Linked DNA regions of Mus musculus: regions 2, 3, 4 and 5 are each linked to region 1. The links are chromatin loops, found by intact Hi-C in ENCODE. Cell type or tissue: left cerebral cortex. All regions are shown on one strand.

Evidence for each region. Peaks named below come from ENCODE experiments on the same cell type or tissue, not always from the same donor. Only the 100,000 strongest peaks of a DNase experiment are listed, where the experiment ranks them.
Region 2: a loop joins it to region 1, with 2.8 times the contacts of the local background. A loop is called at or near these places in 11 of 42 quality-filtered maps.
Region 3: a loop joins it to region 1, with 3 times the contacts of the local background. A loop is called at or near these places in 4 of 42 quality-filtered maps.
Region 4: a loop joins it to region 1, with 3 times the contacts of the local background. A loop is called at or near these places in 5 of 42 quality-filtered maps.
Region 5: it touches region 1 in a loop (2.3-fold over the local background); 4 of 42 quality-filtered maps call a loop at or near these places.

The regions. Positions count from the first base shown.
Region 1 is chr1:168,422,770-168,427,769 of GRCm38, reverse strand. All of the region lies in intron 2 of Pbx1 (pre B cell leukemia homeobox 1), which reads left to right. Among named protein-coding and RNA genes, the nearest start is that of Pbx1, 6.9 kb to the left of the region's middle. In left cerebral cortex, no CTCF peak of the experiment used is centred here; DNase peaks (open chromatin) are centred at 759, 1,270, 2,235, 4,136 and 2 more places; H3K4me3 peaks cover 4,081 bases; H3K27ac peaks cover 4,058 bases.
Region 2 is chr1:168,373,646-168,378,645 of GRCm38, reverse strand. The region is part of intron 2 of Pbx1 (pre B cell leukemia homeobox 1); the gene reads left to right. Gm51671 (a long non-coding RNA gene) reads right to left here. Exons shown (of 2, transcript XR_003948152.1): 2 at 1-5,000. Among named protein-coding and RNA genes, the nearest start is that of Gm51671, 30 kb to the right of the region's middle. In left cerebral cortex, a CTCF peak has its summit at 2,085 (motif pointing left); DNase peaks (open chromatin) are centred at 2,070 and 3,286; H3K27ac peaks cover 1,364 bases.
Region 3 is chr1:169,456,752-169,461,751 of GRCm38, reverse strand. No RefSeq gene overlaps it. Among named protein-coding and RNA genes, the nearest start is that of Gm34535, 3.7 kb to the left of the region's middle. In left cerebral cortex, a CTCF peak has its summit at 2,171 (motif pointing right); DNase peaks (open chromatin) are centred at 2,186 and 2,549.
Region 4 is chr1:168,674,711-168,679,710 of GRCm38, reverse strand. Gm34320 (a long non-coding RNA gene) reads left to right here. Exons shown (of 5, transcript XR_373691.2): 3 at 1,860-1,968. Among named protein-coding and RNA genes, the nearest start is that of Gm34320, 54 kb to the left of the region's middle. In left cerebral cortex, no CTCF peak of the experiment used is centred here; DNase peaks (open chromatin) are centred at 2,753 and 3,088; H3K4me3 peaks cover 1,086 bases; H3K27ac peaks cover 884 bases.
Region 5 is chr1:168,320,619-168,325,618 of GRCm38, reverse strand. All of the region lies in intron 2 of Pbx1 (pre B cell leukemia homeobox 1), which reads left to right. Among named protein-coding and RNA genes, the nearest start is that of Gm51671, 23 kb to the left of the region's middle. In left cerebral cortex, a CTCF peak has its summit at 2,518 (motif pointing right); a DNase peak (open chromatin) is centred at 2,533; H3K27ac peaks cover 89 bases.

The DNA of each region.
Region 1 (5,000 bases):
AATGCAAGCGCTACCAGGGAAGTCCATGGCTGCTTTCTCTAAAGGGAAACAGCTTTGACAGCCGCTTTCAAGCAGTATGTTGTCTTTAAATCTGGCCCCAACTCTTTTTGAAATTGGGGCTAAGGCAGAGGTTTGGACGGGAAATTTATAGAATGATATGCCTTTGGGGGAAAAATACAAATGTAAAAATCCATTTCCTGAAGAAATAGATTTTTGTCTACAATGACTGACCCCCATCTCTCACCCCTGCTGTTGGGCAGGGGAGTAAGAGCTAAGCTGTTGTTTCCTTTCTTTTTTGGCCACTTTGTTCTTTGTATTTACACAGAGTCACCAACTTGAGGTTCTCAAAAGAGTGTCTTGGAATACCTTTGTGGAATGTCCAATTCAATATTAGGTGAACGGGCTTTTGAATGGCCTCTGGTTTTTCTAGCAGGGACCGACCCTCTTTAGATTTAGGGCACTATGTTATCCAGAGATCATTCCCTCTCTTGTTTTGCTACTTTCTGAGCCTCATATCATAGACTAACACACTTATAACACATCCCAGGAGGGCATTTAAATTTTAAAGCAACAATTAAAAAATCGCAGTCATCAATCAGAGGTGTTCTTAAACAACAGATGTGCGGAGAAAGGCCACTTAGCAACTGTCCTCTTGTTTCTTTATCTTGGTCCTTAATTTTCCAAAGTGGGTTAAATCGCTCCCTTGTAAGAAGAAAGGGTGGGGAAGGCGATCTAACGCCAGGGCATAAAGAGGGACTGGGGGGGTGCATGCAGACAGGGAGCGGCTGCTGGTCTCTGACTTTCTCGCCCACTTTAAAGCCGGGCAAAGTACCTGCCATCCCGTATATTTATTTATTTTTTACAACAAGGTGTATAACAGTCAATAATTCATATCTAAACCATATAAGCAAGGGCATGACATAAATGAAAGTGACAATAGATATGATTGCATGCTCGGTTGATATACATTGATAGTTACACATGGGAAGGGGGGAGGCTGCGGAAGGTGGCTTTCCTTACGTCTCTCCTTTTAAAGGTCTCTCTAAATGTCTCTCTGGATTTCTCTGTTAAGAAAAAAAAGAATCTTTTCAAGGGGTCACTGTTGATTGAATATGCAATTACTCAGGTCTTTCAAATGTCTGTGAAATTAGTAAATAGTTCCTTTGTTGGATGGTGCTTGTAGGGGATGGAACACGCAGACAAAGCACCTGAGACAGGCTTCCCAGACCTCTGAATCATCCAGGTGCCTGTGCCAGGACCTAACCTTATTGCAGAGCTGATAATTGCGTCGTTTTAGCCATGAGAGGCGCCTTTTGAGAGATGTATTGATTGTGCATACCGATATCAAAGGAGCTCTTCCTCAGTGTGCCTCTTAGGTTTTTCTTGTTATTTTGTCTTGTTATTTTCTTTCTTTCCTTCTTTCTATTAGCTCAGAGAAGGAAGCCGGGGGCTCGTGTGCCTATGTGTCTCCTTCTCTCCTAATTTTCCTTCTCGTTTGAAGTCTTCTGTGGTTATTCACTTTGAATGGCGGGTTTTGTTTCTCATCAAGTTGGAGTTTTGTTTTGTTTTCTAATCTCGGTTCATGAAATGTAGAGTCACAATAAGAAGGAATCGGAACTAAAGGGACAGAAGGAGAGTTTCTCTTTAAAGATACTGTATTCTGTATTTTTATTGGGAAGGGTACCACTGAGGTCACCGACTTGTACATCATGGCCCAAGTGTTCAATTCTCATCTCCTAATTAAAACCTGCTGAGGTAGTGTAGATCAAAGTGGGTGGCTGTGAAAAGAGGTCCGATTCAGGTGCGCAGTGAAGACTTCGCCCATGATTAATATTGGCTACGGTGCCGGGGGTGGGGTGGAAGTGGGGAGAAATTGTCGAATTGGCCAAAATGATGTTCTTATGGTTGGAAGATATTAATCTGTTTGTTGGTTGTTGTTGTTGTTTTTTTAAATTATTGTCAATATGAATATGGTTGGAGTCTTAAAAATAATATTATTTGAAGTTTTATGTGTTATTGATACAGGATGCCTTAAAGGATAGCTTATGAAGTAATGTAATTAGTGATGGTTCCTGTGTGAAGAGGGGTACAAAACAAGATTCTATGGAGAGGATTCCTGACTCGGGGGAGCAGGAACTCGCTTTTATTCTTCCAGTTGAGTGTTGGGAGGCTGGAGAGAGGGAACAGACGGAGGTGTCAGTGGTAGAGCAGACAGTACTGTGTTTAAAATCAGCTTTTATTACTAAGAACCGTGTGATTTCTGTGTTCAGGATCTGGGCTGCCTGTGTATCTTCATGCCTTTGATGCCCTGGGGTAATGAATGCAAAGTGTCTGGAAAGTTGCACAAGTCTTTCATTTCAGTGCCCGTTTCTGTCTGTCTGTCTGTCTGTCTGTCTGTCTGTTTCCCTCTCTTTTTCCAAAACTAGTAAAAAAAAAAAGGTGGTCTAAAAGACCAGGTCACATGCTTCTGTGCTGTCCTGGAACTTTTCTTATTGGGACTATCAAGGCCCACAGCACTGAACAAGTGGCCTTGCTGAGGCCATTCAGGGTAGAGCAGATCTGTGTACTCTGGCCAGGAGCTGGGGTGTGTGTGTGTGTGTGTGTGTGTGTGTGTGTGTGTGTGTGTGTGTGTGTGTGGTGTGTTGTGTTGGCTTGCTGCTGCTTTTGTTTCTTGGGTTTTATTGATTTAGTTGGAAGATTGAGGTAAATAGGAAAACTTACAGAGATGCCTGATCAACCTTTTTGGTATTTAAAAAACAAAAACAAAAAACACGTGCATGATACCTAAGGCAGGCTGCACGGACTGAATTATAGTTGATTGATGGGTATTTAAGTCAGAAATTACTTTGGGATTTTTGAAAAGTAGATGAACTTGAGTGTTTTGCTTTTGAGTGTGGGGAAGTGTTTATTTTGATACTTTATGCTTTTAAAATATAAACGCTAAGGTAAAAAATAAAATGCCAACAAAATATTCAGGTTACAGCTTGCGCTCAGCCTCATGCAGACCCTGTTGAGAGCCACGGCAACAAACTTTACAGATGTGCCTTCCAGCTGTATCGTCAGTCTGGGACCATAGCTGCTTTAAATACAGAATTTGGGTCATTTACAATCAAATTTCCTTTTAAAGAACTGTCACTTGTCCTTTTACATGTTAGCGATAGGCTGCATTTTGCCTGTGTCTACGTGGGCTGGAAAATGGGTTTCTTGGGACTGAAGAATAGGAGAAAAAAGTCAAACATGTTGATTTTCTGAAGGAGGAAAAAAGATCTGCAATATTTAATAAATACTTAAAATTTTTCTTTTTAAAAAATGTTTACACTTCTCTGTCCAAAAAAAAAAAAATCATAAGTTTAAAAGTCAGGAAAGGTGAAAAGAGAGCCTTATTTACTAAAGAGAGGAGTCCGAGACACCTGGGAGCAAGCTGCAATTGTGAGTGAATTTGAATTTTAGCACCTAATAGCTTTCTCTGGCACTCCTCAGCTAAGTTTATACCAAGTGTAATCTGCTCTTGAGTTCAATCAAATAATTGGAGGAGGGTTTAAAAACCGATCCCCCCCCTTTTTAATCCTCTTTTGTCTCTCTGTCTGTCTGTATCCAATTAACACCCCCATCGTGGTGCTGCCGATTGGCTTTTTACCCTTCCCCTTATTTCTCTTTTCACTCCCACCCTTCTCCATCCTGCATGCCACTACCACAGCAGTTATAGGATGGGACACTTCCTTCTCTCCCTGCCCCAGGAAGAGCTAGAGAGGTGTGTGTGTGTGTGTGTGTGTGTGTGTGTGTGTGTGTGTGTGTGAGAGAGAGAGAGAGAGAGAGAGAGAGAGAGAGAGAGGACTGACTGTGGAAGGAAGCTGTGTGTGACTTCAAAAGACACAAGTGACCTTGCTCCTTGAGCAGAACTGGACTGAAATAGCTGTAGACAGTCTGGAAAGGCCTCCGACCGGGTCCCTTTCCGAGCTGGGTGGGAGTATTGGAGATGCTAGCCTTCAAGGCCTGGCAACTGCAAAACCTTTTATTAATTTTTGTTTTTTTTGAAAAGACATCTAAGGAGTGGAGAATTTGGTCCTTTCAGGCTGCATGCCAGGGAGAATGGGCTAAGGAGAGGAAGGAGCAGCAACCATCCCTCCCTCACGAGATACTGGCTTTCCAAGTGAGGCACACGTGCTGTAGACCATCAGTGTGACTCTGAGAGAGTGTCGGGCTGTATGTGTGTGTGTGACTCTGAGAGGGTGTCGGGTGGACTGGAGGGAAGTCATGTCTTGTCTCCAGGCATTTCAGTGCCTTTCCATTCCTTGAAAGTGGGTTTCCAGACAGATGAGCTCCCAAGAAGTGTGAAGAGGGGTAGCGTATGATTTGCTCGTAGCGTCTCAAAAGAGATCGAGGGCAATAGTGTGTTATTTGTTTCCTCACCTGGATAGAACTTGAGAGACAGTTTGCGTGGAGACTCTGCAAGAGGCCGTGTGCAAGGGAGAACATTAGACCTAGAAGTGCCTGAGGTGCAGACTAGGGGCTGTGAGTAGTTCCGGAGGGGCTGAGATCAACTGGAGATTCCGGGACTCAGCTCCCAGCCCGGGCTCGGCCTTTTAAAGGCTTTGCCTCTGTGTTCTGTTGATATCCAAAAATGTTCTCTCATTCTTGGCAAAATTACAAAAATACCCCTGAACCAGTAAACAAACCCAAACCTAGATATTGGCCATACGTAAACACAAAATCATGGGAATTTTTAAAGTAGAGCTCTGGCACCTTTAAAAACATTTTATTTTAGTTATACTTATGTATTTATTTGTGAGGGTGCAGGGTGGGGGAGGTGAGGGAGGAGTGCCATGACAGATGTGTGGAGGTTAGAAAACAACTTTCAGGAACTGGTTCTCGCCTTTCAACGATGCAGGCCCTGGGGATCGAACTCAGGTGTCAGGCTCAGCTGCGAGCACCTTTACTGTCAGAGGTATCTCACAGGCCCCTGGCTTCTATTGTGACCTACCTTGGATGTGTGTCCCTTA
Region 2 (5,000 bases), 49 kb after region 1:
CGGTTCCTTTAAATATAGCAATATAGTCAGTCCTGGTACACAGACTGATAATCCTTGCTACTTGGGAAGCGGAGGCAGGGGGATTGTTGAATTCAAGGACTACCTGAGTTACAGAGCAAAGGCTAGTCTAAGCAGCTCAGTTAAGATCTTGTCTCAAAATACCAAATTGAAAGAAGACTAAGAGTGGAGGTCAGTGGGAGAAATCTTTGGGAAGCATGCGGAAGGCCCTGAAATCCAGGTCCCAGCCCTCCCCCCAAATAAGTAACTAACTACATACATGAATAAGTAAACAGGTCAATAAATGGGTAATTATGAGTGTTATTGGTTCTTATCCTGGGATAGGCACAGTGCTAAGTTCATTGGCAAACATCGTTTCCTTGCATCCTCATCAAAACCTTTGAGGAATGGGGTATCTTTATTGTTATTGATAGAGTTTTGAGACTGAGATTCAAGTAGGTAATCTGTTAAATTCGAGACTGTATAGCTGTTAAAAGATGAACTTGGAACTTGATCTCTTGGAGGCCGGATCCCAAGGCCTTGATTATAAAACCTCCCAAGAGTCCAGCTTTCCTGATAGGATAAAATAGTTTACCTTCATTAATTTTTTTTTGTGACTTCTTCAACATATGAGGTAGAGCCCACTGGTTCTGTGTTGGTGATGATATAGTTCCAGTTCCCTTTGTGATGGTGACTAAGGCTCTTTTCTTCGGCTCCTAAGCTCACTTGGGTAGAGCTAATGAGAACGAGGTGATGAGGTCCAGCCCCCATTGGCGTCTGTTCACTGGACTGAGATTCAAGGCCACGAAATTAACCTTTCACCTTAGCCAGCTGCCTCTCAAACACGTGCTGCTGCTAATCAGAGAGAATAAGGAGGGTATTGTAGCTAAAATGCTATAGCCCCCCAAGACCTTGACCAGCGGTTCAATGACATTAACTTTCCAAATCAAAACTAGTCATTATTGCCATTCAAATAAATAACTTTAAATGCCATCTACTTGGTGTGTGTGTGTTTGTGTGTGTGTGTTTATTTGTTTGTGTGAAAGGAGAGAGCATTGTCAAGTGAGTTTGTAAGTTCGACTTTTCTTTACCACAAGCCTTTTCTGAGTGTTAATATAATGTCTGTTGTATATCTGCTAGAAGGGTGTGTATAGTGTAGTAGCGTTTTTCAGAATTAATTTGACCCGAGGACCATCTTCCTTCACTACAACCCTTAGAAACATACTTTAAAAACCGGTGATCATGATGCATCCCTTTAATCCGAGAGCTCAGGAGGCAGAGAGCTCTGTGAGTTCAAGGCCATCCAGGTCTACAGAGTGAGTTCCAGAACAGCCAGGGATTTGCAGAGAGATCCTATTTCTAAAAGCCAAGGAAAGGACAGGACAGGACAGGACAGGACAGGACAGGACAGGAATGGAGCATACTGTATTTAGTGTGCCATTATACCTCAGTACTGATTCCAAGAGCTCCAGACTTTTCCACGATACCCAATCCAAGGATGCCCAAATTCTTTTTTACATAATGGCATAAGTATTTGCATATCACCATATGATCACTCATATATTTTAAATAATCTCAATCTGAATTTTATTATGCAAAAAAACCCAATGGTGATGTTCTGCATATTAATAGCTATTTAGAAAGCAATGACAAGCAAACAAACAACAACAGCAAAAGCCCCAAACTATATTTGGCAGCCATGATTTTCATTCTACACTGGATAATTCAGTCCCAAATCTGCAAATGTGGATGCGCAACTGTATTTGCTTTGTTCTAGTCTCATTGACTATCTGTGGTAGAGGTGTCTTTCACACTGGGGGAAAGTTATAAAGTTCAAATTTCTGTTATGTGTGTGTATCTTCTTCCTACAGCTTCTATCTTTACCACCTACGTGCTTCGTCATCTCTTGTTTAATTTTTTCTTTTTTTGTCTGCCCTAAGTTTTAGGCAGAATCCTATGGCTGGCCACAGTACACTTGCCAAGATTCTAAGATAAAGATACTTGCAGGGACTAGAACCCAGGTCTCCAAGCTCGGGCCCATTTCTCTTTCTGGCAGCCTTTGCTGCCTCCCAGTGGACAGAGCCCTTTCTGGGAGCAGGAATCTTGATTTGATTGTTCTCTGGAAGCCCTGTGCTAGGTGAGCTGTAATCACTTCCTGTCGTTGCTGTCCATTTATAAAGTGACCTTGTCTTAACTCTTTGAGAAAGATTAAACACCCCTCCCCCATAAATAGAGTCGAGCACATTATTAACCAACATTTAAAAGCACTACTTATGGGTTCTAAGAACAGACTGTAAAGTTGACTGTTCTAGAGACAGTAATCCCGTTGCTGGCAGGAGAAACCCTACGGGCTGAGTAGGTTCATGTGCTTCAACCTTGAAAAGAACTGTGTCCGGCCTTACCGCCTTACTGCGCATTTTTTCCCTCTCTCGTTTCTCTTTCGTTCTATAGGTCTAGTGCCGAATCTGATGATCTTATAATTTGGAAAAAGAAATGTAAGAGTGGGAGATAAATCTTCACTTTCTCTTTTCTCAAAAAAATTATACCCAAGTGAACAATCTTTACGCTCTCTCCTGCAGTACTACTTAGATGCTGCTCCAAAGAACAGTAGGGCTGCCAAATTCAGCTGGGGTTTTTAACTAAGCTCTGCTTCGGTGATCCTCTCCGTTGCCTGAAGAATTCATTATAAGGAAATAAACACATTAACAACTCTTTGGTCTTTTACATCTCTAATATTTATAAAGTGCCGAAGTCTGCTGAGGAGAGAGCAGGTGGTTCCCACCCGTCAGCTGAATAGGTGTTTGGTTATGTTACAAAACGAGGTGCCCCGATTAGCCTTGACTATAGATTGTATTGTCCTTCATCCATATCGAAAGCTACCTAGTTATGAATATTGAATGGCCTGGCTTTTAACACAAGGCACTTACCTTTTAATTGGCCATTGGTTTGTCTTTAGCTCCTAGATATCTCCACTGAGATTCAGATGGAGAGGTACCGAGCAGGATGGAGGGTAGGTAAAGGGTAAAATGACCAGGCATAATTAAATGGAAGCTGGCTAAGTTAGGGGTAGGCCAGAGCTAGAGAAAGAGGTGGATCCCTGGCACTCTGCATAGCTTTTGGTCTTACCGCCAGACTGTGCTTGGTACTGACCTCCCCCCAAAGCACGTTTTAACTCTCTCCCTGGCTTCGTACATATGCACACGTGTTGACTTCTAGCGGCCCAATCACCATCATGACTCCCGTGTTCCCAAACCCAGAGCCAAACAGCAGGCGGGGGCTTGGGGCTCTCACTGCACAAACTTGGCAGGGAGAAAACGACTGTTAAGTGAGAGCTAATTGGAAGCTGCCTGAACTGTACTCTCTCAGAGCTATTTACAATATCTTTTGGGCAGCAGCTTACTGGTTATTCGGCTCTTGGGGGAGTGAGTGTGGAGAATCAGAGGACAGTGTTCCAGGCGACAAGGCGGTGGCAGTTTGTGAGGCTCCTGACACATGGACTGTATTCAGTGTTCATCCTTGGTATGAATTCTCGGCTCTCCCTTTTGTGGAAAGAACAGGTCACTTCCTGTGTATGACACATCCCTTCCTATTCTCATGTAAGCCATGCCCTCCCTCTGGAGAGGCACTTAGGTGCCCATTCTTGGCCCATGTCATTCCTATAAGCAAAAGGACTACTGGAAGCTGTTCTATGGATATGATAGCTGTTCTGTGTTAAAACAAAACCAAACATTCTTACCTGGGATCCCAAAGTAGGGCAAGGGAGTTTTCTCAATTGGAAAAGTCATATTGTTGGGACCTGGGATGCCTCTGTGAGAGCTCTGTAGCACTGGGGCTGTTTGGCTTGTTCTGTGTTCGAATCTTTCCCTCCTACTCCACAGACATTGGTTTTAAGCTTCCCCCCATGCATCCATTTATAAGTGACAAGCCTCTCCCCTTCTTTCTTGAGTCAGGTTCTCACTGTATACCCTTGACTGGCCTGGAACTCATTATGTAGACTAGGCTGGCCTTGAACTCAGAAAGAAATATCCATCATCTCCTGTATTATCTGAGTGCTGGGATTATAGGCAACAATCACCACATGTAGCCAGGTCATTTTATAAAACATACGTGTGTGTGTGTGTGTGTGCGTGTGCAGGTGTGTACATGCCACAGGACATATGGCATATGTGGAGATTCGTAGATAGCCTTTAGAAATCAATTCTCTCCTTCCATAGTGGGATCCAGGAATCAAATACAGATGGTCAGGTTGACATAGCAAGTACTTTGACCCACTGAGCTATTTTCCCACCAGCCTGCAGGTCACTTCAAAATTGTCCTGTTTAGCTGCCGCTCCCAATCCATGAGGTAGACTAAGATCATCTTCTCCATCAGTAATTGCATTCTGGATCATCTCCATCATCCTTCCGTGTGCTGGGTTCAGAGCAGGGCAGGATGAGGGTGGACAGCGGGGAGAGAGCAGTAGGCTCCAAACAAGTAAAGCTGGGCAGGTTGAACCACTACCATGACTCAGAGATGTAGGGCCACTTCTCCTTCTCAGCAAGATGAGAACCAGCCTTACAAAAAACCCAACTTAAATAGAATATCACTATCTGTTTACAGATGTTGAATTTGTGGCCATCGTTACAGGGACACTGTTAAAGTTTACTTTTTGTTTCATTTCTAAAGTCAGAGCTTGTGGAATAAGAAAACGCATTGTTGCCTTAGGCAAACAGCTGCATTGAACTCTTTCTAAAACACCCAGTGTAAAAAGCCACACTGCGCAGACCCACTGTGTTTATTTGAAGAGGGTGTCCCAGAGGTGCTGCTTTGAGGCTATTCTTTGTCAGGGTCGTTCTCCTGAGTTCTGAGTTTTGCATGCTTTCAAACACTAGGGCATTCCATCAATTTACAAGTAACCCTACTAACTAATTAGCCTTTTGTCTGTGTGACTTTGTATCCAGGCATCACTGTGGATTTATATTCATCTCTTCCTCCTGTCCCATTGCCTTGCCTACCAGCTTGAG
Region 3 (5,000 bases), 1.0 Mb before region 1:
CCATTGGAAAACAGATATTTACATTAGGATTCATAATGGTAACAAAATTACAGTTATGAAGTAGCAATGAAATTGTATTAAAGGGGCACAGCATTGGGAAGGTTGAGAACCGCTGCTCTAACATCTTCTTTCTCTCCTTTTCCTACATGTTCTTGTTTACACATGCAGAATTGCTTGCTCCTCCCTAGATAGGCCAACACCTTTGTTATCGTGAGTCTTTTCCCTCCACCAAGAGTGCCCAGTGCTTTCTTTTCCACTCAGTGGGCATGCACTCAGTAAGACACTAGTGTGGTTTTCATTTGCCTGGTCCTCCAGTAAAATTTTTTTTTCTTTTGCTTAGCCTCCAACAAAGCTGACATCCTATGTCTACGAGTTCCCCTGGATTTGACTAAGTTCATAGCTCTTTGCATATTCCTGTCTCAGTCTTCTGTTGAATTTTTCTCCCAGATATTAATTCTGTAGAAAGCCAAGACCACCCTAGAGGCCCCCTAGCAATTAGATTAACACTTGGCAAGTGAATGTTTGTTGATTTATTTGAAAAATGTTGTTTTTCTAAAATCAAAAAGTATATACAGACAGAATGAAAAAATGTTTAAAAAATCCCAAAATCATAGAATGTTTAAAAAGTAGAAACTCCTGACCATCCCTGTCCATTGTAACTGTGTGTTTATAGATGTGTACACACATGTGTGTGTGTGTGTATTTTTTTAAAACAAAAGTGGCTCAAAATACACATTATATTTATTCCCTCAAGTCACCAATGAAGCAGTCATCTTTCCATGTCCATACTTAGAGATGTGCATCATTCTTTATATAGTTTTAAATTTTAAATTAATAAGGCATGAAAAGGGGCTGGGCAGCGGTAGAAGGGACTTTCTCAGCATGTGTGCTCCTGGGTGCCCTGGGCTCAATCCCAACACTGTAGGAATAAGTTGATTCAATTCTCCAGAGTCCAAACTGGTCAAGATATCAAAGGTTGGGAATAGCTGGAGAGACCTCAACAAAGATGAGTCTGGAGTCTGGCAGAGAGAGAGATGGTAGACATTTTGAATTTTGCAGAGGGGAGTAGAAATGGGTGAGGTAGCCTTCATAAGGCAGATGGTCTGTCTTAGAATGTTCCAGAAGGCAGTGAGCTAGAAGGTGCAATAGAACGAGGACTGAAAGGGACATTAAATGCCTGAGAAGTTTGTTTTCACCAGATGCTGATGGTGGTAGTAGGGATGGGTGGCTGGGTGACAATGACTTGGGTACCTGTCTGGTGGCATTTGGGATGCAGTGTGGACCCAGGAGGAAGAGATTGGTGGCTGGAGTCTCTGCTATTTCTCTATAGAAGGGAAGGAAGAGACACTTTTTTTTTGTTGTTGTTGGACACCAACTTGGATATCTCCCATGACTACGTTGATGGCTCCTTCCACCAGCCAAATGAGAAGGTCACTGTCAGCCATGATGTGACAACACAATGGAATCTCAGATCACTGTGCATGTGGCCTGATGCCAGTGGGTTTCAATTTGAGGTTGCATCTGGTTATTTGAAGCTAGGATTTCTTTTCCCCAATAGGGACAGCTGTGTAAAAGGGAGGAGAGAGGGAGGCATTGGTAAGGAAGTGGCTGAGATGTGTGGTAAACGTCTAACTAGAAGCCTGGAAAGGGAGACCAGAGTAGACTCTGCTTCTGGAGAGATTCATGGTGGGAACTCAATGAACTCTGCCTTTAATGGTCTCCTATTAGCCTTTTATCACTTGGCCTGGCACTTGTGAGATCAATTTTGAATTTAGATTTATTGAGGAAATTGACAGAATATGTCATAATATAGGCTTCAAAAATATTTACGCTACAAAGTATCCTGAAGTCTCTCTCTCTCTGCATACATACATACATACATATATATATATACATATATAAATATATATATATATACACACACACAGACACACACATACACTCAATTTTATAAATGAAACTTCCCATGACACAGCAGTCCATTGGCAAGTGTGTTCAGCTAAAGGCATCCTCACAGTCACTGGAGTAAACCTGCCTTGGGGAAAGGATGATGGATACTCAGTCTGAAGAGGAAATGCATGGGATCGTCCTCCTTCCAGGCCATCTAAAGCTCGAGGGTCACTTCCGCCGAAACTTCTTTTGTTTGACTTCACCTGCATGTGAGCCTCGTGCCTCTAGAGGGCACTGTTTACTTTGGAATGAAGTTCCTAAGTTTCAATCGCCTTTCCCTCTGGGATCTACTGTTTTTGCTGTATAGTAGTCATACTTTGTTTTCTCTCAGGAGGGTTTTTCTCCCTTTTGTGCCTGTGTATTTGTGTGGCTTGTGCGTATGTGTGTCCTTTAAAAGTGAATGCAGTACTTCTGAACATGGCAGATAATTACTCTGACCAGAGCCTGTCATTGTCTAGGCAGGCCTTTTGAAAGCTCTTCCTCCCAGTCCCCACCCCTTATATTCTCTCACCACCCTTTAGTCTGACCCATGATGCACCTCCCCCAACCCCAATTATTTCAGTCTGGGGGTCACCGTCACAGCTCAGCCAATGCATCTCAATCCTGCCTCACAGCCGCCTGGCCTAGTCCAGCCCGGGGCTCCCACTCAGGGCAACTGAGGCTTGATTTATGACACCCCTTTCCTCTGGTCCTGGACTCTCCTGGGGCGAAACTGCTGATCATGCCACATTTTCAAATTGGTTCTGCACTGCAAACCAATGTCATGAGGGACATAATTGGGTCCTGAAGCCCATTTTCGACAGTGACCTCCCTCGTTCTGGAGCTGACCTCTGCTCTCTGGACATGAAGACAACCTGATTGTCCTTTTTTAGGTTGCAACGGGGAGAGGGGGTGGTATATGGGTGCTGCTTCTCTGTTGCCTCTGCCTGAGATGATCTGTTGTCTTTCTGTCTGTCTGTCTGTCTGTCTGTCTGTCTCTTTCTCTCTCAAGTCATTACGTGCAGTGATACACAGTACTGGGCATTCTAGCACTTGGCATGAGGGTGCCCCGGCACATTCCTCTTCTCTTTCCACTTGCCAGAAAGGCCACACTGCGTTTGCACACATGGGGAACGGGAAAATGAGTGTCAATAAATGGTGGGAAGAGACTTGGTCCATGATGGATGTGGGTGTTGAGGAGCAGGGAGGGGTACTTTTTGGTGAGGCAAAGGGAGCTAGTGTAGTGTCTCAAGGAGGACAGAGAGCAATGGCCACCTTTCCAGGAGTGGGCCTCCTAATTGGGAGGGTATCCTCTGGGTACCTCATTGTGGAAGCGACAGACTTGGTTTCTGTGACCTCTTGAATGCTACCCCACCCCCTCTCTTTCCATCTTCAGTGCTCTCCTTTTCCTGATATCTTGGTCCATTTTATCGGGAAGACATCCCATCAGCATATGATGCTGCTGTTTAGAAGGAACAAGAGATACTGGACAGGGGAACGCCTGGGGCTCATCCTATGGCAGAAGTGATGTGACAACTGAACCTATCATCTAGCTGGGTTTTTTTTTTTATTATTATTACTTGCTCTGGGAACAACTTATAGTGCATTATTGTGTTTGTTTGTGAGGGTAGTGTTGATAATATAATGACAATGTTTCATAAATATGAAAATTAATTAACAGAGCAGCTATTCTTCTACCTATAGAGTTATTGAATGGCAGAACAATTTAATAGGAACTCTCAGCCTCCCATATCACATTTAACTTTATATTTTAAAACTTGTGTGACTTATTGATTATATATATACATATATATGTGTGTGTGTGTGTATCCAGTATTTTATGTATATTCTTAAAATTCTTTACAGTAACTCTGCCATGTATCTAACACTCCCATTTATATAGACCAAGATCTAGTCTGTATAATATCTAAAGCTGGCAAAGTGATTGACTTGAAAGAACAATGTCCTAACTTTGGTCCACCAGAACACAGGTTGAAATGGCCTGGGCATAATTGCTTAGTTGTGACAGTCTATTGCCAGGGAGAGAAAGACAGATATTTCCCATGCCTATGGGGGAGATTATGCCACCACCCCCCCACACACATAGAAGTAGATAGCACTTGAGAAAGGACAGCTGAGTCTGTCTTATGGCCTCCAAATGTACATGCATGCATACATGTACACGTGTATGCAACTAAATGCAACTGTACATACTCACACCAACATTAAAGGGCTTTATATGAATAAGCTAGGTGTTTTAGGTTTCAGAGTTTAAGTTAGTTACATTTATTATGGGGTCCTCAGAGGTGCCAACCATATCCTAGGATATTTAGAGCTTAAACTGAATGCCTGGGGGGAAAGCTGCATTTACCCAAAAGCATTACTCTGTAGTAGTAGACTGGCAGAAATAACAAGGGGGAAGTTATAGGAAATTAACACCTGGAGGATTCTTTCTTCTTCTTCTTCTTCTTCTTCTTCTTCTTCTTCTTCTTCTTCTTCTTCTTCTTCTTCTTCTTCTTCTTCTTCTTCTTCTTTTTTTGAGAAAAGATTTGAGCCTGTAGCTCTTGATGATCTGACCCTTTGTAGCACATGTTACCCCACGCTCATGAAAATCCTCCTGCCTCAGCCTCCCAAATACTGAGGCTACAGGGATGAGCTACCTGGCTTTGGGAGGTATTTTGAGAAGTATTGTATCCATATCTTAGACAGCTGTCCACTCAGCAATGCTCTGTAGGGGGAACACAGGGTACTAGAGAACACACAGGACACAGACAAGAGCTGGGACCCAGCCAGGCTCCTATCACTTTCTATCGGTAGGCATGTTTTATGAGCAATTTAACCACACGTGAGCTTTGTTTTCTTATTTGTAAAATAGAAATGCTGGCTCTGCCTGTCTCGCAGGAGGTCTAAATAGTGAGGACCACAGAAACCATTTATGATTACTGTTGATCATCTGGGAGGTGGGACCCAGAGCTAAAAGGAAGAGGCCAGTGTACTTCTCTATGCAACGTCCTGGGAGTTGGAGGGGAGACGAGTGAGGAGCGGGCTTTAGAGGTAGATGGGGCATCAGT
Region 4 (5,000 bases), 250 kb before region 1:
ATCACCATTTGCCTAAGGCAGTAATAGTCTTGACACAACTCTTTCCTAATCACTGAATAGTACCCAAAACTTTTTAAAGAGAGATGGGATGTGAAAATAAAAAGATTTTGAGAGGCAGCTATAAATTATACTGTACGCTGGAAGTGAGGCAAGAGCAATAATTCCCAGCCATTGGAGAATTAATAATAGTCCTCTCTGTTCCTGCCTTAAGACTTCTCTACACATGAGACCAGGGGGACATCAATTAGTGAAAATGTAATGCTAAGTAAAGTAAGGAAAATTTCATGTCCCCTTTTCTATTTGAGAGCCAAATAATTATATCTAAGTCACTTAATCTTAACAGTTTCCTATAAACTCTTTACATGAATGCTATAATATTCATCTGGCCTCCCAAACCTGTTGTAAAACTCAAAATAATCAATGTGTGAAAAATAAAATCTTAGAATAGACTGTGCATGTGGCCACGGTTAAACCCAATGACTCATGAAGCTAAAAATAGAATAAAATAAAACCCGAAGCTAAAAATATAAAATAGAAAGATAGAGACTTGCAGGTAGAAGGAAGTGGGTGGGGAGATAAGGTACTCAGAATGTATTGCTTACATTTGTGAATTTATCAGAAATAATAAATTAATTTCATTTTTATATGTTCACAATAACCACTTAAACATTATAATCAAGCTCATATGAAACTGAGTTTGGGGCCTATCAGTAACAATATTAGCGGAATGGTATTTCTGATTAATATGGGAAACTGAAAATACAGAGATGTATGCTAAAGAACTATAATAACCCAGGTAAGAATTTCGAGAGTCTTAACACTCATGGTGCAGCTTGGTCCAATCTTACCAATGAAGTCTTCCTTTGGTATGTTAGTAGCTGGATATTCTATCAGAGTAATTACCTCCAGAATTCATCAAAATGTAATGTGGGCTTTGCCTATCCAAGAAATGTGAGCATTACATCTACTGGCTAGAGCAAAATTTCACACCTAAAATGGCTAAAAAGCATCCCCTCCAAAACACAAAGTAGATAGATGGACTTCTCAGGACTGCACAGTCTCCTAACTGCTTCTTTAAGACTTTACATCCATGCACCCAAACACAAATGCCTGGTATCTTTGTGGCTGTATTGTCAGACTAGTGAGGGCATGGGTAGTACACAAAGCTCATTGTATGTAAAATGATGGGAATTAAGTTGACCTAGAAAATTGTAATGCACATGTTTCAGAGTCAGAACATTGAGGTGGGGATAGGAAACAAGAGCTACAAAGGATGGGTAGAGTACAACAAATAGGAAACATAGACCAGACCCTTGGATTATGGATCTTGTAATGCCCACACCATTTTATTCTAGGGTTTCTTGCAGAATTCCTTCATTCCTTCCTCCCTATCTTCCTTCCTTCCTCCCTATCTTCCTTCTTTCCTTCCTTCTTTCCTTCCTTCCTTCCTTCCTTCCTTCCTTCCTTCCTTCCTTCCTTCCTGCCTGCCTGCCTGCCTGCCTGCCTGCTTTCCTTCTTTTCTTCCCTCCATTTCTCCTTTCTTCTTTTCCTCCTTTCCCCCTTCCTTCTTCCTTCCTTCCTTATTCTTCCTTCCTTCCTTTTTTCCTCCCTCCCTTTTCTCCTTGTTCAAAGGGTAAGAGAGACTTCTGTATTTAATGTGGGGAATACAGGAGTCACTTAAGTACTGTAGTCAGATTGATTTTTGTCTAGCTCTGTGGATCTTCCACTGCAAAGTGGGTTGTTGCAAGTTACTTGCTGTGATTAGATTCTCTACCAAATGCAAAACCAAAGCCTCCTCTATTATCAAGAAGTCGCTTCTCTCAATGGTATTTCTCTAATGATCACATATTGTTTCCCAGGAAGTGCTCCTCAATTATTTAGGAGGAACAGCCTGTCACCCCGCGCACTAAGACGTGACTATGCACATCCAATCCCTAAGACGCACTTGATCTCATTCTTTCAGCATTGGTAAGGAAATCAACGGCAAAGGTTTTCTTTATGTTTTTATGTTAATTTGGAAGGTTTGCTTGCTTGCTTATTCATTCATTCATCCATTCATTCATTCATTCATTTATTTTTGTAAAGAGAAAATAATGAAGAGTATATCCTAAGGAGAAAATACAAATTACAGATATTTCACTGTGTCCCCTGTCCTGGGCTTGGATTGTAACCATGGTCCATACAGACACAGAGATAAATTATACATTTCAAAATAATTAGTTGTAGGCATTTTTTAAAGAAAAATAATGATCTAACCTCTCTAGTCAGGATGGTAGCTTTGAGAGAGAGAGAGAGAGAGAGAGAGAGAGAGAGAGAGAGAGAGAGAGAGAGAGAGAGAGAGAGAAGAAATTTCCCGAGTGGAAATAGTAACAGGAGAATGAAAAGCAAGGAGGGGGAGGCAGGAACATGCATGAGGAGTGAAGATGGAAGGAATGGAAGGGAGGGGAAAGGAAGACACTGGGAGGTGAGGGAGGGGTAAGCAGAGAGGCAAACAGGGAAGAGATTGCAGGTAAAAATAAAACAGAAAAGGCCCAGGTGGGATTCATGCAAACTGTTCTCATCAACACTGCTACTCCTCCTGTCACGGCAACTGTCAAACAGGCTCCGCTCGTAATGAAAGGAAAAATATTTTATTCAGATTTATTAATTTGAAAATGAAGCCCGCCTGTCGAGAGGGGGACAGTTCTTCTCAATCTGTCATCGTTGAACCACACGCTCCTGACACCGGGATTCATTTGTCTTGTCGGCTCTGACAGTTGGATTCTCCCAGAGCTCTTCCTAGCGGATCGCCCTGGGATTTTAAACCGGATGAAACACATTCCGACAAGGAACAGCCTCTTTATTAATGCAAATTACATGAGGAGGAGAGAAAAAAAAGAGAGAAAGAGAGAGACGCCGGCAGCCGCTGTGGCGTTCTTATCCCTGTATCAGTCATCCGTTATTTACATTTATACACATTTTTCAGTTTTAATAAAAGGAGACCCGGATTTTCAGTGACATTTATGGACAGTTTGTTTCAAAAAAAATGATGCCATCACTGTAATTGTATGCAAAAGAAAGCTGCGCCGCGCTCCTCTCTGTTTGTGCGGTGTCCAGGGAGCCTGGCCGCGCCTCCTTGATGCACACAGGGTACAGCTTGGGGACCACCTGACCGCTGGCATCCCAGCACCCTGGGGACTGTCAGAGCCTTACCACCGCCCTACTTCCAGCATCCACCTGCACCAGGGACCACCTGGGCTGCCTGGAGAAACTCGGTAGTCTCAACTTGGGACCATGCAGGTCTTTATTTTTCTTTTTAATGCCAAGTCAGGAGCGACATTACCAGCTACTTCTCAGGGCACAATTAACCCTCAGACCCAAGCATCACAGATTCCCACCAAAAGTGGATCGGACCAGAAAAATGCTTGCATTTAATTTTTTTAATTAGAAGAAATAATGATGATGTATATTTAATTATCAAGCAAGACTGAATTCCGTTTGTCTTTTTTGTCAATGCTGTAACTAAAACAAAATGTTTATTAATTTTCAGTGGAGAAAGGGTCCATTGACATCAAAGGGAGTACCCACAAAGGTGATAAGGCGGGATGTACAGGTGGGAGGTTTAGGAGTGGATGCCCTGTCCGTGTTCCTGCATGGATGGAATCTTAAAAGTAGTCAAGCTGTGGGTATCACTTTTCTAATTGGTTCCAACATCGTGCAGAAATGAGGAAAAATGAGCTGCTCCGAGGAGCCTACAGGAAAAGCTCTAGCCAGCCCTGGGGCTCTGAGAAGGGAGATTCGGATTCCATCTGTTGCTGTTGCTGTTGATGACGCAGCTACGGCCATGTTAGATTGGGAGCTCAGTGACTCCCTCCCCAGACATCAGTAGGCCTGGTAGATTCCTTTTATCCCAGCTCACTCGCTCTTGCACCATAATCTCACAGATTTCTGGAGGGAATGACAAACGAATGTGACTTCCTGAGACCCGCTTGCAATCTTCTCGCAGTACCTGTGCACCAGTCTCACCCTGCCGCAGGAAAAGCAGCATCTACCCTCGTCTCTGTTCAGAACAGCTTTGGGGCAGAGATGGGGCCTGAAGTACCGCTCATCTCTCCATCTCTATTTCCTACCCTGGAAAATGTAATCATTAGACCTGACCAGCGATGCTGAGAGTGTAGCCAACAGATCAGCTGACTGAATTCTTGGGCCTCAATTCTGCCCTGGGACTCAGAAACTCGGGGAAAAGAAACTGACAGTCTCCACTTTGGAAAGGCTCTTCGGATGCTACTGACATTTCAGAACATCTAGACAAGCCCTGCACTCCTCCATAGCTCCATCCATGATTGTGTTTTCCTCTCTGCCACAATTTAAAGGCTTGTCCGGTACCTCATCTGCAGGTTCAATCAACTGCAGAGGAGAAAAAAAAAAATCTTTGAAAGATAATTACATCTGTACTGAGCAAATACTGACTTTTTTTTCTCATTATTATTCTCTCAACAATACAGTCTAACAACTATTTACATAGCATTTACATTGTATTAGGTATTATAAGGAATCTAGAGATGATTTATACTCTATGGGAGAATTGGGTACGTTATATGCAAATACTGAGCCATTTTATATAGATACCAGAGCACCTGAGCTTGTGTGTATCTGGGGTAAGAGGTCATTCTGGTATCAGTCCACTGCTGATTCAAAGAGCATGTTTTAGAAGTAAAAATCATAGATGCATTTTATTAGTTTCTATGAGCTAAGACTTTATCACACACACACACACACACACACACACACACACACACACACACACACACACACACACACACACATTCTTTATTCTAAACACAGTAAACTAGAAAACAAGATTCACCTGGCAAGGGTCACCCAGGGCTATCACTTTTCAATGCCCTGTGGGTAGGTAGTGCAGATTTTTTTTTAAGTCTAATTGCCTATCTAAACATGATAGGCTTATATTCCTAAAGGAGAGCCTTAAAACGGGCAACTTCTTTCATTCTCCCTAAAAA
Region 5 (5,000 bases), 100 kb after region 1:
ACACTGAGAGAAACCGTAAAGGAACATATACATGTAAACGCGTGTGTACCAAATATGAAGAGAGTCCCCTTTTTTCTCTTCCTTTTTTTTTAAAAAGAGAACTCACTCATTTCCCCTCCTTTCATTATGTAGAAATTTGTTCAGGGTTAGTTTTTGGTTGCTGGAGGATTTCATTAACGAAATGAAGTAAAAATAATCAATTTCAGATGTTCCCAGTGTTTGTGGTAATGGTTTCTCTAACAATTCTGATTAGCTGTGTGAGATGGAATTTTTCTTCCAAATTACTGCATGTTGACATTAAATATTGGCTAACATTGTATGTGTCCGTGCCTGAGTGTGTGTGTGTGTGTGTGTGTGTGTGTGTGTGTGTGTGTGTGTGTGTGTGCGCATGTGCCTGGGTGTGTGTCCGTGTGTGTCCCTGTGTGTGTCCGTGTGTGTGCGTGTGTGTCCGTGTGTGTGCGTGTGTGTGTGTGTGTGTGTGTATGCGCCTGTGTGTGCCCACTTCTCTGCAGGTATCTGAGCCTGCATGAAGCTGAGCAGGAGGCATACATTATCCCCACACTTTTCACCCTGCCTCTTCATTTTCCTTGTGGTAACCCCTTCTCTCCACGAGCTGTTGGCCGTGCTTCCCTCGGTCTCTAAGTCTAGGCCATTTCTGGGAACATGTGTAGAAGACTGATTTTTTTTTTAATTGGTGGGGGGAGGGTAGGCAAAGCTGGCTGACTACCTTCAAATCAATAGGAGACTGTGCCACTTGAAGTCAGTTCCTGTGACAGTGGGGTGGCTTGCTTATTGGTGTCTGTTACCCTGACTTCTCTGCCAGCCCATGGGAAAGTGCCTGCCTGCTTGCCTGTGTACCCCCATCACTGCTCAGTCTCCCTGGTCTCCCCTTGAGCTTTGAAAGGAGAAATAAATTAAATTGAAAAGTTTGTAGTGGGTTTGCCATCATTCACTTGTTTCTTTTGACTTATTTTCCATACATTTTGGATTTCCCCCTCCCCTCCCTTCCTCTCCCCTGTCCCCTGTGACATGCTATCCTCAGCCCCAATGTCCATCTGCAAGTACAGTCACAGCCATTGATTTCCTGCAGCGTGAGTGTGACTCTACACAGATACCCACGGATGTAAACATACCAGAGAGGGTCACTGTGTGTATTTTATTTGTACCGGTCCTCTTTGATAAGCTGTCATCTACGGGCACTGCTCAGGGATTTGATCCTAGTAATCTTCAGGCCCTTTGGAAGACATTAAACAATCTCCCAGACCCTCTGCTCTGCCTCTGTCTCTGAACCTTTTACTCTCCTTTAATGAGAATTTCTCCTAATTATTTCAGTGTCTGCAGCAGAGGGACTGCAGTGTACTTAGATCTTGATACTGGGACGTGAGTGTTATGCTGATAGAGGCAAGAGATCAATAATTTAGGCCCTGCTTTAATGGCAAAGCTGAGAATTTTAGTGTCTGTATTGAGGTTTAGTCTTCGTTCTAAGGTATTAGGAATTTCTGTCGGATTTTCTCTCCTTTCTTCTTGAACCGTGGTCATTCTACATGCTTTTCTTGCTTAAACGTGTTTATGAAAAGGTCTTTGCCTCCACGGCTCAAACCTAGGTCTGACACACTCTTGACTGTGCAGGGCTATGTTTGTGCATCTCCTGTGAAGTGTGGTCACTCATGTGTATGCACATGTCAGTGCTTGGAGATTTCTGTAGTCACTCTTTACTGGGAGCGGCCTTAGTCATATCATCTTTGGCCTTGGGACTGCCCCTAATTCTTCCTTTTGGAACTCAGCTGGTAAATCTGCAGCCACTTCAGAGACAAGGGTAAAATGTCACCCCTTTCTTCCTGTCGTTTATCATTTTCCCCTCTTTTTTTTCCCTCTTCGTTCTTTTGTCCTTCTGTCTGTCACAATGCAACCGTTGTTATCAGTCCCCCAAAGTCAGCACTGGATCCTTGGCCTCACGCAGGAGTGGGTGGGCACGCGCATAGGGCTTATCCGGAGCCCTTCTTGGAGGGATTACAGTAAACCCTGTGAGCACCAGCCAGCATTGCATGTGTCCTACTCAGACAGGACGGGGTCTATGATGTGTTTCAGAATAAGCTTAAAAAGAAAAAGAAAAGAAAGGAAAAGGAAACAAAGAAACATTGCCCAGAGACTGGGTGTCTTCAAAGAGTTAGCCTTGGAATGTTGGAACAGTGTTGGGCTGCAGGGAATAATCATGGCTGTCCTTCAGAGGCTAGGGGGAAGCTGAAAGCACCCAGGTTCCCCAGTCTAGAGTCTCCATTTCTCCCCATTTTTCTCAGATCAACCTCTGCCTTCTTTTTCTTTTTTTTTTCCTTTTTTTTTTTTGAGAGATAGTGATATTATAAAGTTTCTTTATACATGCAACTATGACTCTGCTTGTATTTTTATATCATAAAATCAGTAAAGAAAACTTTATTTTCCTGTGTAAATCTCCAAACTGGGAGGAACTTGCCCAGTGAGTCATTCCTTACAGATATCAGCATGTACCACATTGAGCCACTAGGGGGCAGAGCAGCAGGATTATGGTTTGCATGGACCAGTGGGGAGACCTGTGGATCCCCAAAACCCAGTGTTATTTGTTTTTCATTGTAGGGGAACACAGAGGGTCCCTGGGAGTAGCTTCCAGTGTTTTACATGGTAGGGAAAAGAAATGGAATATGCTGGACACAAGACACAAGTTTGTGTAGTTCCAAATATGACTCCGTTTCCCCATCGAGTTGACTTTCTCTCGTGGCTAAGGGTTTGTTTGTCCCCTTATGCAACAGTCGTTTTCATGTCTCTGCCTCAAGTGTTCATTCTAACTTCATAGGAGATGGCATTGCTTGTGTTTTGAGGAAAGTGATTCCTGTACCTGCATTGTCTGGCACCAAGTCTGGCTACGTCGGAGGCATGATTTACAGGAACAAGGTGGAGGGAGGTTAATTGGCACCAGGCTAAAGAGCTGTGGCATCTTTGGTCTGTCCTGTAGTTCTACTCAAGAGTTTAGGTGTCCCTGTCATTTTCTTTGGTTCTCTACGCCAAGGTCACCATTCCATTGCTAGTTTGGAAAGTCAAACCCAGTTGTTGGTAATTTTCACCAACGCCCATTTTCCAGGAAGGGACAGCCTAGGGATCCACGTTGAAAGCGAAGAGGCATGGAAGCCTTGGGAAAACTAAATGGCAGAGAAATCAATTCCAGACCACTAAGTACCATGAAGAACTTGTTGCCAAATAATAAACAGGCAGCCATTTTTACAGATCCTACCACAGCTGGCCAGCCATGCAGTTTGCCATATTATCTTCAGAAGGGCAAAAACCACAGCCAATAAGAGAACAATGGAGAAAAACTTCCCAATCTCGGTCTGCTTGGTCCTGGAAGTGAAGCGGCCTGGCCTCATGGAGACAGAGAGATAATAGATTGGAAATTGTTTAGAAAAGGGACCACAGTCCATCCCACAAGAAAGGATCCTTAACTTGACAGAATGATGCTATGATTTCACGGTACCAATGTAAACGGCCCTTCCTTTAGCGTAGGGATTTATAGTTTACCAAATACTTCTATGTGTATATACCTAAGCAACTGTCAAAGCAACCCTGTGGGAGTCGCAAGAGAAATGTATTTCATCTCATTGAAGGTAGGGAAACTGAGGCTTGGAGTCTAATATAATGTCATTACATTAACCTAATTAACTAACCTATGTAACCTAATGTCAAACAGCTGGTGTGATGGAGCCTTTCCGTCTTCATCCTTGAATGACAAATGGCATCATCAGATCTATGACCTAGGAATTTCACCTGATAGAGTATAAACCCATTTAACCTACAGAAATGGAAGAGAATAAAGCCTTCTGGGCCTAAGATACCAACTCTTCAAATGGAGTATATTGATGTGTTTAAGAGGAAGGCTTCAGGAGTGGGATAGCCCGGTTCAAAAGCCTGCATCCAAACTTGCTAGTTAAGTGATGCTGTTGCTGTTGGGTGCCTTATTCTTTGGCGAACCCAACTTTTTCACTCCCCAGCTATCAAGAATTCCTTTCCTTAAAGTGTAAACCCTGATTCTAAGCACAGGGCTGGGGGGCTGTCTATAAATGGTCAGGCTGTTCACCATGGCGCTTTCAACCCAGAAGCACATAAAATTTGGATGTTTTTATTTTTGCATAGTACAACTGAGACAGCCACCTTTGCGGGAGCTTCTGATCACTCTCGTCCACTTTGATGATTCAGTTTAGATTCTTGCCCTAGTTTCCATTTCTTTCCCAACTGGGAGTAACGCTAAGGTCTCAGCATGACTTACAGCCACATCCTCATGGTTCTGACAGGTCAGGATATCTTCCATGCATAAATTGCTTTAGAATTTACAGAGCGCTTTTATCTATACCACCAGATGATGTGTTGAAGGTGCTGTCTACTCAAAAAAAAAAAAAAAAAAAAGAACTGATTTTTGCCTTCGGCAAGGTTCTGATTTTTTATTTTGTTCTCTCCCCCCCCACCCTCTTTTGTGTATTTGTGTGTGTGTGTGGGGGGGGATGCACACAAGAGGTTAAAGGAAGACATCCATTGTCTTCTTCTGTCATTCTCTGCCTTGTTACCTTGAGTGAGGGTCTCCTACTGAACCAGAAGCTTGTGGTTTTGGCAAGATTGGCTGGTCAAGGAGCTCCTAGGGGGTACATATCTCTACCTTTTAATGTTGGGGTTATAGGCCCTTGTGGCCATGTCTGGCTTTTATGTGGGTGCAAGATGTTGGAACCCAGGTCCCTACACTTGCACAGCAAATACTCTTACCTACAGAGCTTACTCCCCAGTCCCAAGTTCCCAGTTTTTAAATACTAAAATCCATAAACCATAGATAATATTCAATGAAGTTGCTAATGGCATGGCATGCCTTAAAAGGTGCAGTGATGCTTCAGAAACTGGAGCAGTGGCTTACAAAGCAGGATAGATAACTAGGGTTGGTTTCATAGGGAGGTGGCTGGTGGAGGGTAAGGATGAGCAGGGTCAGGTAA